Regions from separate parts of the Homo sapiens genome. Here region 1 is linked to region 2. A link is a contact called in ENCODE Hi-C or POLR2A ChIA-PET data. All regions are on one chromosome and are shown on one strand. Each heading gives the region's core, a stretch centred on a gene start or an enhancer-like site at or near the end of the contact. The rest is flanking DNA. Distances are from core to core; before and after follow the strand shown. Region 1 has its middle 21 kb from the start of SOS1. Region 2 overlaps SOS1 (SOS Ras/Rac guanine nucleotide exchange factor 1).

Region 1 (6,897 bases), core at 3,021-5,520, 41 kb before region 2:
ACGGTGGCTCACGTCTGTAATCCCAGCACTTTCGGAGGCCGAGGTGAGTGGATCGCCTGAGGTCAGGAGTTCGAGACCAGCCTGGCCAACATAGTGAAACCCCGTCTCTACCAAAAATACAAAAAATTAGCCAGGCATGGTGGCAGGCGCCTGTAGTCCCAGCTACTTAGGAGGCTGAGGCAGGAGAATGGCGTGAACCCAGGAGGCGGAGCTTGAAGTGAGCTGAGATCTCTCCACTGCCCTCCAGCCTGGGCAACAGAGCAAGACTCTGTCTCAAAAAAAAAAAAAAAAAAAAATATGACTTGGTATTGATTTTATAGGGAGAAATTAAAGAGCTTTCATACAGCTGTGATGGAAGAGCCAAGGAAAAGAGTGATCAAGCTAAAGTTATTATATCGGAGTAAAAAAAAACATCTGGCTGGGCATGGTGGCTCACACCTGTAATCCTAGCACTTTGGGAGGCTGAGGTGGGCGGATCACTTGAGGCCAGGAGTTCGAGATCCCAGGCGTGGTGGCACGTGCCTGTAATCCCAGCTACTCAGGAGGCTGAGGCAGGAGAATGGCGTGAACCCGGGAGGCGGAGCTTGAAGTAAGCCGAGATCGCGCCACTGCACTCCAGCCTGGGCAAAAAGAGCGAAATTCCATCTTAAAAATAAATAAATAGGCCAGGCGAGGTGCCTCACGCCTGTCATCCCGGCACTTTGGGAGTCCGAAACGGGCGGATCATGAGATCAGGAGATCGAGACCATCCTGGCTAACACGGCGAAACCCCGTCTCTACTAAAAATACAAAAACAAAATTAGCCGGGCGTGGTGGCGGGCGCCTGTGGTCCCAGCTACTCAGGAGGCTGAGGCGGGAGAATGGCGTGAACCCGGGAGGCGGAGCTTGCAGTGAGCCGAGATCGCGCCACTGCACTCCAGCCTAAGCGACAGAGCGAGACTCCCTCTTGAAAAAAAAATAATAAAATAAAATAATAAATGGATAATCACACAGTAATTCAAATCCCTCTTGCAGGGGGATAAGAGAAATGTCAGGGAAAGCTTGAGGGCTACATAACAAATACAAGTGTGGTAAGTTGCTCAACATCATTAGTCATTAGGGAAATGAAAATCAAAAGCACAATGAAATGCCTCTTCACACATACATTAGGATGGCTATTATAAAAAAATGGAAAATAACAAGTGTTGGCTATGATGTGGAGAGAATGGAATTATCATGCATTACTGGTGGGAATGTAAAGTGGTGCTGTGGAAAACTTTGGTAGCTTCTCAAAAAGTTAAACATAGAATTACCATACAATCTAGCAATTCCACTTTTAGATACATATCCAAAGGTTTTGAAAGCATAAATTCAAACAGATACTTATATATTAATGTTCATATTAGCATTATTCACAATATCCAAAAGGTGGAAAGTAACCAAATGTCCATCAACAGATGAATGAATAAACAAAACATGATACATGCATATTAGGAATATTATTCAGCTTTAAAAAGGAAGGAAATCCTGACGCATACTAAAACAGGGATAAACTTTGAAAACATCATGCTAAGTGCAAGAAGTCAGACACAAAAGGACAACTATTATATTATTCCAGTTATATGAGGTACCTAGAACAGTCAAATTATTAGAGACAGAAAGTATAATAGTGGTTAACAGGGGCTGGGGGAAGGGAGGTAAGAAGTTTTTGTTGAATGCATACAGAGTATCAGTCTGGGATGATGAAAAAGTTCTGGAAATGGATAATGGTGATGGTTGCACAACACTGAATTCATTTAATGCCACTGAATTGCACACTTAAGATGGTTAAATGGTAAATTTTATGTATATTTTACCACTATTTTTTTAAAAGCAGAAAAAGGAACAAACTGTGAATATAATCAACCACATACATGAAAGATTTGCTATGTCAGATAAATGATGTTGAGTGAAAGAATCCAGGCACAAAAAGAGTCATGATTCCATTTATAAGTCTGAAATAGGTATATTTATTGTTAAATACAACTTATAGGAGGCGATTGGTTTAGACTGAGCTCCTGCACTAGGCCCCAATAGAGCAAATCAAAATGCAGTCATTCCTGCTAAAGTTTCATGTCACCAAATGAAATTGTTTATCCGATCTTCCAAGAAATCAGGAGAGAGAGAGAGAATAGCCAAATCCCTAAACAGGCCAGTTTTAGCCTAGTATGTAAGAAAGTCTCCTCAGTTTTAACCCTATAAGGAAAGAAACTTTAAGGCGATCAATCTGCTTTTTGTTCCCTATTTCTGCTTTCTTCAGCCCTTTTCTGCCCATAAAGCCAACTTCCTCTGCTCAGCTCATTGGAGCCTTTTCTGAATTTTTAGAGAAGATCTTCCCGTGGTTCACAAATCACAAATAGAAGCCAATTAGATTATTTAAATTTGTTGTAATTTTGTCTTTTGACACTAACTTACAGTGATAGACATCAGAAGAGTGGTTGTATTTAGGCTGGGGCAAGTAAGGTTGATTGGAAAGGGGCATAAGGAGGGTGTCCCTTGAGAGTGATGAAAATGTTCTATATATTTATTGGGGTGGTGGTTACCATTGGTGGTGTATACAGTTGTCCAAACTCATGGAACTGTACACCTAGTATCTGTGCAGTCTATATAAAGGATATGCCAATTAAAAGCAAACAAACAAAACAGTATGATGCAAAAAACAAAACCAAAGTAAAAATTTTTTTTAGTTAGAAGTAAGAGCTATTGTAAAATAAAATGATAGAATGCAATTCTGCTTCAAGACTTTAGGTTTTTCTGAGTAGCCAGAGCTCATTTCTTCACTGGTCAGTCGAACCAACATGAAAAATCCACAACTCTCAAGACGAACTTAAAATATTTTGCCATTATTTCTTGGGGCTTTTTTTGTTTTGTTTTAGCTTTCTTCTTTTTTTTCTTTTTTTGAGACAGAGTCTTGCTCTGTCACCGAGGCTGGAGTGCAGTGGTGCAATCTCAGCTCACTGCAGCCTCCGCCTCCTGGTTTCAAGCGATTCTCCTGCCTCAGTCTCCTGAATAGCTGGGATTACAGGTGTGTGCCACCATGCCTGGCTCATTTTTGTATTTTTAGTAGAAATGGGGTTTCACCATGTTGGCCAGGCTGGTATTGAACTTCTGATCTCAAGTGATCCGCCTGCCTTGGCCTCCCAAAGTGCTGGTATTCCAGGCATGAGCCACCGAACCCGGCCTTGTTTTAGCTGTTAATATAAGTTAACATTAATCAGGAAAAGGGCTTTAATCTCCTCAACTCCCAAGTATTGCTTTCCCAAGCATCTCCTTTATGGTCTATGTATTCTTGACAATTTTCTGATTTTAGAAAAATACTCCCCTTACATACTCTATGGTAGTCTACTCAATGAGATATTAATTTTGGTAAATACAAATTTGGTGACAAAAAGATTCTGCTTGGTTTTCTGCTGAAAAAGACACAAGCAATTGATTAAATCATCAACGCAAACTGAAATGTAAATCCCCAACCAAACCTTCTCGGAACCACACCCAACTTTCTGGGTAGTAGGGCAGAGCCTGGAGAAATAGGTCAGCCAGGGCTGCAGGGAGCTAGAAAGATAGATGAAAGAGGGAGGATCCCATTCATTTTCAGTGCCATCCACTGTTTTAGGAGCATTACTGTAATTATGTCATTTAAAGAATACAAATAAGAGTATGGAAAAGGGATTTGGGATTCGAACAGAGGTCAAAAAATTCCTTGCCTGTCTTTATCCAGCAAGTACAAAAACATTTCTTGGCAGAAGCTGACAATGACAGATTCCAGGACGGCCTGGGTAGAGGTGGCTGCCAAGAACAGTCACCTCTTAGGAAGTCTAACACCTCCCCCCACCCCAAACAGGTGGCCGGGTCTTTGTAAGACTTGGCTAAACAGCCGATATAAGAAAGTGTGTGTTTAATTTTGGAGAAAGGGCCTGCTGTTTTATATGATTATTTTTAATTAGCTATTTTCTGAGGTTTGATTAAATTTGGAAATAATTGCATCTTGGGAACTATTCCAGAACCTCAGATTGTAAACCTAGGGCTGCCTCAGGAATTTGGGGATGGGTTGTCACCCTCTGACCAATTGCCAGTCCTGAAAACAAGCATCCTTTGTCTATAGAAGAGGTCGTGGCCATGCAAATTTTTCTAGTTCTTCTCTGCCTGGAAAGAGAATCCCATCTGGCTGACTTCTCTTTTTTCTCTATTTTCTTGTATGAAATATGCAAAACACAAATGCATGAGCCACCAGAGCAGCAGACTATGTCGCCTGAATATTGCAGATAAAATGGAAACATGACAAGAAGTTAAAATTTGCCCTTGGAAAAAGCATGCAAAATACACTTTATTTGCATAATGACATTACAACACTTTTAATACATCCAGAAGGGGAAGTCAAGTAAATTATGGGGGAAAAAAGAAAATTGCCAGTTTGAAAAAATTCAGTCATAAATAAACTGTAAAGAGAAATCATTTAAGGATCTAGAATATTTAAAACTGGGATGTGAACTCACTGTTTTATAAATAGAAAAACCTGTTTCATTTTTTGTTTGAGACGGAGTCTTGCTCTGTCACCCAGGCTGGAATGCAGTGGTGCGATCTCAGCTCACTGCAACCTCCGCCTCCCAGGTTCAAGCCATTCTCCTGCCTCAGCCTCCCAGGGAGCAGGGACTACAGGCATGCGCCACCACGCCTGGCTAATTTTTTTTTTTTTGTATTTTTAGTAGAGACGAGGTTTCACTATATTGGCCGGGCTGGTCTCGAACTCCTGACCTCAAGTGATCCACCCGCCTTGGCCTCCCAAAGTGCTGGGATTACAGGCGTGAGCCATGGTGCCTGGCCAAAAAAACCTGTTTCTTTGTAGTGTTAAGATTATGTGTCTGACCCATTTCTGTTTATCACTTTGCAATTTACAAAGCACTTTTACACCCATTATACTATCTGATACTCATGACAATCTATGAGTTAGGTAGGGCAACTATTATTAGACCTGGTTTATACATGAAGAAACTGAAGTTCAGAACAGTGTTGTTCAAGGTCATACATGAGCTTTAATTGGAACCCACGTGCAGGTCTTGACTTTCAAAACTCCTGGACTCTTTACACAATATCCCACTGCTTCTATTCTCTTCCTGAAAATATTACGAAACTAAATAAGTTAACCATAGGGCAAACTCCTTAGTTAATTATATTTACAAGCACAAATTTAGAAAGGCTTTATAGTGTGGTCGTGAAGACCATGGAATGTGAAACCACTGCTTAGCTGTGTGACCTGGTGTAAACTACTAAACCTTCTATGCCTCAGTTTACTCTTCTGTAAGATAGGAATAATAAAAGCCCTTATCTAATCCAGGTTTCCAAAGCAACATGTGAGTTAATACATGTTAAGCACTTGGTACAGTTCCCGGTTCACAGTAATCACTTAATAAGTGCAAGGTATTATTGTTTTTGCAAATTAATTTTTGTGTTTAGGTTACTCCAATAAGAGTAACTGAGATATTTTAAGTAGCTTTGTATGTGTTGTATTACATAGATCCTAAAACTATACAAAATAAAAACTGAAACCAGATATTTCACTATCTCTAGTTTGCTCTTGCCAACTATAAATATATTTCTCTGTTATCTGATTTGGGATCAGACCTCAGAGTCAAATTAATTCGCCTAAAGTCATAACAAAATACTGTAATTTACATCAACCTTGCATCATCCTAGTCTAAGAATCACAGAGACTTCAATGTAATTTGGAACAGCCTTTTGCCCTTTCCAAAAAAATGCTCAAACACTTCGCTTGCTCAAGAACATTTATTATATAGAACATTATTTAGATATCAAGTCCCCTCAGGGAAATATTAAGTAGCAGACTTAGTTTTTACCCTCAAGATACAAGCAAATACACAGTCAAATCATTGAGTCTTTTTGCATCATAATGCAAGGGTGCTCTCAAAAACTCTGGGGCCAGGTGGAAAGAACACAGGAATAGCCTGAAGGGAATTCTATCAGATAAATGAAGAACTAGCTGGACATGAGAAAGAATGGTGGCATTCAAGAATTAGCAACTGAGTTTCCAATGTCTATGAATCCATAGTGATGGGGGTGGTGATGGGGGAGAGGGGGGATAAAGAGAAAGGAAGGCTTTTCTATATAGAAGAATGGCAGCTAATAAACATTCAATGAATACTGGAAATTCACCATTTTGCAACCCCAGTGTTATAATTAATTAAAGCAAGAGTTATCTAAACCTGTGGTTCTCAAATGTCAGTGTGCATCAGAATCACCTAGAGGCTTGTTAAAACAGAGATTACTGGATGCCACCCCAGAGTTTCTAATTCAGCAGGTCTGAAGTGGAACCCAATAATTTGCTTTTCTATCAAACTCCCAGATTATGCCAGTTCCAGAACAACACTTTGAGAACCACTTATCTAAACAATCAGGTGATGGGTTATTGAAGAACAGGATATTCACACAAACAACTGTTCTTCTTTTTCTTCTTCTTCTTTTAATGTAATACTGTTTAACTTCAAAAACATTCCAGCATTCTAAACTAAACAAAACAAAAATAACAGAACGTGCAAATCGAGTTTACGTACAGAAGGTTCTTGAACTTTCATTGATGGCAGTGACTCTTCACTTTGCTGACAATGAAGAGTTCTACAGTTTGTTTAACAAACACTTTGAAAACTATCACACTTAGGCTGGGCGCGGTGGCTCACGCCTGTAATCCTAGCACTGTGGGAGGCCAAGGCAGGTGGATCACGAGGTTAGGAGTTCAAGACCAGACCAGCCTGGCCAATATGGTGAAACCTCCTCTCTACTAAAAACACAAAAATTACCTGGGCATGGTGGCAGTCACCTATAATCCCAGCTACTCGGGAGGCTGAGGCAGAGAATTGCTTAAACCTG
Region 2 (6,925 bases), core at 1,692-4,191:
GTTTCTGCAAGAAAAGATTTTGGAATTTTGATAGAGATTGCATCGAATCTGTACATTGCTCTAGGTAGTATTGATGTCAACAATATTAAGTCTTCCTACTCAATAACTCAGAATGGCTTTTAATTTATTTTGGTTATTTTAAATTTTCTGCAGCAGCGTATTGTAGTTTTCAGGGTAAAACTCACCTCCTTGGTTAAATCTCTTTCTAGGTACTCTTTTAGATGTTATTGTTCTTTTCAATGTTAAATGGAATTGCATTCCTAATTTCTTTTTCAGATTATTCATTGCATATGCATAGAAACACAACTACTTAAATTTTTTTTTTAAGTTATTTATTTTTTTGAGACAGGGTCTCGCCCTGTCACCCAGACTGGAGTGCAGTGGCGTGATCACAGCTAACTGTAGCCTCAACTTCCTGGGCTCCAGCAATCTTCCCATCTCAGCCTCCTGAGTAGTTGGGACTACAGGTGCATGCCACCACACCACACATCACACTGGCTAATTTTTGTATTTTTGGTAAGACAGGGTTTTGCCTTGTTGGCCAGGATGGTCTTGAACTCCTCTGCTCAAGTGATCCACCAGCCTCAGCCTCCCAAAGTGCTGGGATTATGGGCGTGAGCTACCATGCCCGGCCGCACCAGTCTTTCTTTTCCAGAATCTATATAACCTGATCTTCTGGACTTCAAAATCCTTGTTGTTTCCCCTCACCTATAACCCTTTTAAAACGAAGCGGAATTCTTCTTTTTTTTTTTTTTTTTTTTTTTTTGAGATGGAGTCTTGCTCTGTTGCCCAGGCTGGAGTGCAGTAGTATGATCACGGCTCTCTACAGCCTTGGCCTCCTGGGTTTTAGTGATCCTCCTACCTCAACCTAGTCTAGCTGAGTAGCTAGGACTACAAGTGTGTACCACCACACCCACCTAATTTTTTTTCCCCTTTGGTAAAGATGAACTCTCATTATGTTGCCCACACTGGTCTTGAACTCGTAGGCTCAAGCTATCCTCCTGCCTTAGCCTCCCAAAGTGCTGGGTTTACAGGTATGAGCTACCACACCGGGACAAAGTGGCACTTTTTTTTTTTTTTTTTTTTTTTTTTGAGACAGAGTCTCGCACTGTCACCCGGGCTGGAATGCAATGGCATGATCTCAGCTCACTGCAACCTCTGCCTCCCAGGTTCAAGTGATTCTCCTGCCTCAGCCTCCCGAGTAGCTGGGATTATGGGGCCTGCCACCACGCCTGGCTAATTTTTGCATTTTTAGTAGAGATGGGGTTTCTCCATGTTGGTCAGGCTGGTCTCGAACTCCTGACCTAGTGATCCGCCCACCTCAGCCTCCCAAAGTGCTGGGATTACAGGCATGAGCCACTGAGCCTGGCCTAAAGTAGTACTTTTTAATTAAAAAAAGAATCAAAATGAAACTCAATACATAGGCAGGTCATAAAAAATGATTTTTTCTTTTGCTCAAGCAGTGAGTAGCATTAAGCTGTTCCCTCACCTTCACCTGGTGTTACCTGGAGTACATTTGGGAAGTCCTCAACTTTGAAAACCCTTTTTCCCTATATACTGCTGGTAATTAAAAGCAAAAAATTATTCTGAAGTTTGTCAAGCATTTTATGGAGGAGACATTGCTAGTTTGTTTTCTGTTTTTTTTTAAGTATATTTTAAACATTTCCTTATACTCCTAATATAAATGTTGCTTTGTCAGAAATTTCAACATTTGGAACAAAATTTTTATAGTTTCTAAATAAATATAATTCAAACCAGGTATAGTTAGGATGGGTGCCTATAATGCTGTCAGGATACATATAATGCTATGCATAAAGTTTATTTCTGTATCATCTAGTTGTTCAACAGTTGATCTAGGCATAATAATGAAACTACTTTTGCAGTTTGATATAGTTTGGATATTTGACCCCTCCAAATTTCATGTTGAAATTTGTCCACCTCCAATCTCACGTCTCAGTGTTAGACAGTGGGGGCCTGGTGGGAAGTGTTCGGGGTCATGGGGCAGGTCCCTCATGAATGGGTTGGTACCATCCTTGTCCCAGAGGTAATGTGTGAATTCCTGCTCTATTCGTTCATGTGAGAATTGGTTGTTCAGAAGAGTGTGACACACTTCCCCTCTCTCTTGCCATGTGACACATTTGCTCCCCCTTTGGCTCTGCCATGATTGGAAACCTCCTGAGGTCCTTACCAGAAGCAGATGCTAGCGGCACGCTTCTTGTACAGCCTGCAGAACTGTTAGCCAAGTAAAACTCTTTACTTTATAAATTACCCAGCCTCAGGTATTTCTTTATAGCAATGCAAATAGACTAAAAGACAGTTAAACACATTTTTGTTTTTGTTTTTCTCCATGTCTCCTTGCTGTATTTTATTATTTTTTTGAGACAAGGTCTCACTCTGTTGCCCAAGCTGGAGTGCAGTGGTGCAGTCTCGGCTCACTGCAACCTCCCCCTCCTGGGCTTAAGTGATCCTCCCTCCTCAGCCTCTCAAGTAGCTAGGACTAAAGGTGTGTACCACCACACCCAGCTATTTTTCTTTAAATTTTTTGTAGAGACAGGGTCTCACTGTGTTGCCTAGGCTGGTCTTGAACTCTTAGTCTCAAGGAATCCTCCTGCCTTGGCTTCCCAAACTGCTTGGATCACAGGTATGAGTCACCACGCCTGGCCTGCTCTTTTGTTTCTATATGTTAGACTTTTTGCAGATTTCCATATATAAGCGATGTCATCAGTATTTTCTTTCAGTGTCTGGCTTATTTTACTGAGTGTAATGTCCTCTGGGTTTATTATCCGTGTAGTTGCAAATGGCAGTATCTCATTTTTTAAGGCTGAATGATATTCCATTGTGTGTATCTGTGTGTATCACAATTTCTTTTTTCATTCATCTGTCAGTTGACACATTGTTTCCATAACTTGGCTATTGTGACTAATACTGCAATGAACACAGTAGCACAGATATCTCTACCAGGTGCTGATTTCATTTCCTTTGAGTACATACCCAGCTAGGTCATATGGTAGTTCTATTTTTAAGTTTTTGAGGAACCTCCATTACTGTTTTCCATAATGGCTGTGCCAATTTATATTCCCATCCACAGTCTACAAGGGTTTCCTTTTCTCCACACCCTCACCAACACTTGTTATCTCTTACCAAAAGAGTCATTCTAACAGGTGTGAGATGATATCTCATTGTGGTTTTGATTTGCATTTCTCTGATGATTAATGATGTTGAGTACCTTTTCATATACCTGTTTGTCATTAGTATGTCTTCTTCAGAAAAAAACAGTCTTGGCCGGGCACAGTGGCTCATGCCTGTAATCCCAGCACTTTGGGAGGGCGAGGCAGGTGGATCACTTGAGGTCAGGAGTTTGAGACCAGCCTGGCCAAAATGGGGAAACCCCATCTCTACTAAAAATTAGCAGGGCCCGTAATCCCGGCTACTCCAGAGGCTGAGGCAGGAGCATCACTTGAACTGGGGAGGTGGAGGTTGCAGTGAGTCGAGATCGTGCCACTTCACTCCAGCCTGGGCACAGAGTGAGACTCTGTCTCCAAAACAATAAAAAAAGATATATGGTTTGTAAACATTTTCTCCCAGTCTGTAGGGTGCCTTTTGATTGTGTTGATTGTTTCCTTTGCTGTGCAGAAGCTTTTTAGTTTGATGTAGTCCAAGTTGTTTATTTTTGCTTTTGTTGCCTGGGCTTTTGGTATGCCATCCAAAAAAATATCAAGGAACTAGTATTAACCTATACAATTCAGTAGTTTTTAGTATATTTACAGAGCTGTGCAACTATTGCACAATCAATTATAAATCATTTTCATCACCTCAGAAAGAACTCCATACCCTTTAGCCATCATCCTCCAAACCTCCAGCCCCAGGTAACCATTAATCTATTTTCTGTCTTTATGGATTTGTCTGTTCTGGACATTTCATATAAATGGACTCATAATATGTAGTCTTTCATGACTGCCTTTTTTCACTTAGCAAAATGTTTTCAAGGTTCATCCATATTTTAGCATGTATCAGTACTTCATTTCTACGACTAAATAGTATTGTGTTGCATTGATGTATACTACATTTTGCTTATACATTCATCAATAGATGAACATTTGGGTTGTTTCTACCTATTGGCTATTAAGAATAGCTGCATATTTTCATTCCCACTAGCAGTGTGGAAGGCTTTCAGTTTCTATATTTTCACCAACACTTGTCTTTTTTATTCTAGCCATCTTAGTGGATATGAGGTGATATCTCATTGTGGTTTTCATTTGTATTACCCTAATAACTGATGATGAACATTTTTTCATGTGCATATTGAACATTTGTAGATCTTGTTTGAAGAAATATCTGTTCAGATCCTTTGCCCATTTTAAAATTGGGTTGTCTTTTTACTGTTGAGTTGTAAGAATATTTTTTTTTTGAGGTGTGGTCTCGCTTTGTTGCCCTGGCTGGAGTGCAGTGGCACAATCTTGGCTCACTGCAACCTCCACCTTCCGGGTTCAGGCAATTCTCCTGCCTCAGCCTCCTGAGTAGCTGGGACCACAGGCGCCTGCCACCACACCTGGGTAATTTTTTGTATTTTTAGTAGAGATGGGGTTTCACCGTATTAGACAGGATGGCCTTGATCTCCTAACTTCGTGATCTGCCTGCCTCGGCCTCCCAAAGTGCTGGGATTACAGGCGTGAGCCACCGCACCCGGCCAAATTTTTTATATATTCTGAATGTAAGTTCCTTATCAAATATATGAATCGCAAGTATTTTTTCCCATTATGTGAAGTGAAGTCTTCTTATAGATATAGTATTGTGATTAATAACAAATAGTTAATTTAGGAGAGTAGAGTACAAGCTGTAGCAGTGGGAGTTTTGTCAGCACACGCTTTTAGAAGGTTTCTTCCACTGTATGACCGTGTATTGATGAAAGGAATGTGCCTGAAACTGTAACCAAAGGAGACATGCTTCCAGAAAAATCTCAAGGAAAAGTATTGTAAGCAACAGTAGATGTTGGATCAGACTCTAAAGTAAAGGGTGGAGAGTTAACCAGTTAACATGTAAGTTGGAGATAGAGTTCTCCCAGAATATGTAGGCACCAAAGTAGTTCTAGACAACAAGGATTACTTCTCATTTAAAGATGGTGACATTCTTGCAAACTATATAGACTGAAATAAATCATATTGAAATGGCATCAACATGAAGCTGCCCATTCTGTAATTCTGAAATCTTCTATCATGTAAAATAATTTTCATGTCTTTCTTTTGTAATAAACTAATGATATCTAAACTAATGATGCCCAGTGTTTCTAAAATTTAGTTTTGCTGTATTGATATAAACATTTCCTAATAAAAATATGTAAATTTAAAAATAGTTAATTTAAAGCTTATATAGATTCCAAGAAATAATAATGTTCAGCACTTAAACTGTTTTAATCAAGGGTTAAGAATTAACTTCACTGGGCAAAGTGGCTCACACCTGTAATCCCAGCACTTTGGGAGGCCAAGGCACGTGGATTGCTTGAGCTCAGGAGTTCAAGACATGCCTGGGCAACATGGTGAAACTCCATCCCTACCAAAAATGCAAAAAATTAGCTGGGCATGATGGTGCATGCCTGTAATCCCAGCTACTGGGGAGGCTGGGATGGGAGAATCACTTGAGCCCAAGCCTGGGAGGCAGAGGTTGCAATGAGCTGAGATGGCGCTGCTGTACTCCAGCCTGGGTGACAGAGCGAGACCCCATCTCAATAAAAAAAAAAAAAGAAAAAAAAGAGGTCTTGTGCTTTAGATCAGTGGTTGCCAAACTTTATCAAGCATCAGAATCACTTGGACAGCTTGTTAAAACATTCTTTGCTAGCCTGCATTCCCAGAGTTTCTGAATCAGAAAGTCTTGAGTGGGGCATCCAGGAATTTACATTTTTAACAGAACATGTTGATGCTTTGGTTCATGGACCGCTTCCTTAATGGTCCCTATAACTGTCATAAAGAATTAGCTATATGCTGATATGTAGGAAATTCTACCTGATAAAAATGACAAAATTTTAATTTATAGCTCATATTTGCATCTCTTCAATTTGCATATATTTGTATATATAAAGTGTTATATAGTCATGGTTGGTGCCTAAATTGTTGGATTTCTTTTAAAACTCTTGCCATACATAAAGTCTACTTTTTTCCGTAGGCTTGTCTCCTGTCAGATCCTCATGAATTTCCTTGAGTTTAAGAAAATAGTAAAGAATGTTACAGCTTAAAGAGATTTTATAGATCATCCAACTCTTCCCATCCCTCATAGAGATTGGTTAAATCTCTTAATCCAAGATTGTGTAGCTAATTATTGGTAGGTATAGGTAGCTCTTAGGGATTTTATTTCTGGCAATTCTTTATATTGCTTGAAGAAAAGTAAATATGTATTTCAGCCAAGATTTTTTTTTTTTTTGAGATGGAGTCTCGCTCTGTTGCCCAGGCTGTAGTGCAGTGGCGCGATCTCGGCTCACTGCAAGCTCCACCTCCTGGGTTTACACCATTCTCCTGTCTCAGCCTCCCGAGTAGCTGGGACTACAGGCGCCCGCCACCACATCCGGCTAATTTTTTTGTATTTTTAGTAGAGACGGGGTTTCACCATGTTAGCCAAGATGGTCTCGATCTCCTGACCTCGTGATCCGCCTGCCTTGGCCTCCCAAAGTGCTGGGATTACAGGCGTGGACCACCGTGCCCGGCCAGCCAAGATATTTTTAGTGACTTTCAAATACAGATCTCTTTGGTAACATTTTATTAGGTAATAAATAAGCTTAAGATATTTGAAATGACTTGATTCTGTGCTAAATGCTATTTGATTATTTTACACCAAAGTAATACATGAATATAGCCTGATAAATAATTTTTAAAAAGTATGTCTCATAGGCATCTCTTTTATTCTGGTCTTAAAACATATGAGAAAGAAGATAGTTGAA

Evidence for each region. Hi-C counts contacts between places; a loop is a spot of excess contacts on that map. ChIA-PET counts read pairs that join two places held with the same protein, here RNA polymerase II (POLR2A). Pooled maps may share reads with other maps.
Region 1: a map with no recorded cell type shows a loop between it and region 2 (2.7-fold over the local background). The contact joins two enhancer-like sites. A Hi-C loop is called at or near these places in 1 of 168 maps with a recorded cell type or tissue (astrocyte of the cerebellum), 1 of 37 single-sample maps with no recorded cell type and 3 of 50 pooled maps. POLR2A ChIA-PET finds 5 or more read pairs at or near these places in 6 of 52 experiments (A549, BJ, MCF 10A and 3 more).

Annotation. Positions count from the first base shown.
Region 1 is chr2:39,138,809-39,145,705 of GRCh38, reverse strand. No RefSeq gene overlaps it. Among named protein-coding and RNA genes, the nearest start is that of SOS1, 21 kb to the right of the region's middle. RefSeq lists a silencer at 3,450-3,634 and a cis regulatory region at 3,378-3,830. Within about 2 kb of position 4,270, at least 5 of the 41 ENCODE cell types and tissues checked have a DNase peak (open chromatin) inside an H3K27ac peak, as active enhancers do.
Region 2 is chr2:39,096,372-39,103,296 of GRCh38, reverse strand. All of the region lies in intron 1 of SOS1 (SOS Ras/Rac guanine nucleotide exchange factor 1), which reads left to right. It also overlaps the pseudogene HSPE1P13. Among named protein-coding and RNA genes, the nearest start is that of SOS1, 21 kb to the left of the region's middle. Within about 2 kb of position 2,941, at least 2 of the 41 ENCODE cell types and tissues checked have a DNase peak (open chromatin) inside an H3K27ac peak, as active enhancers do.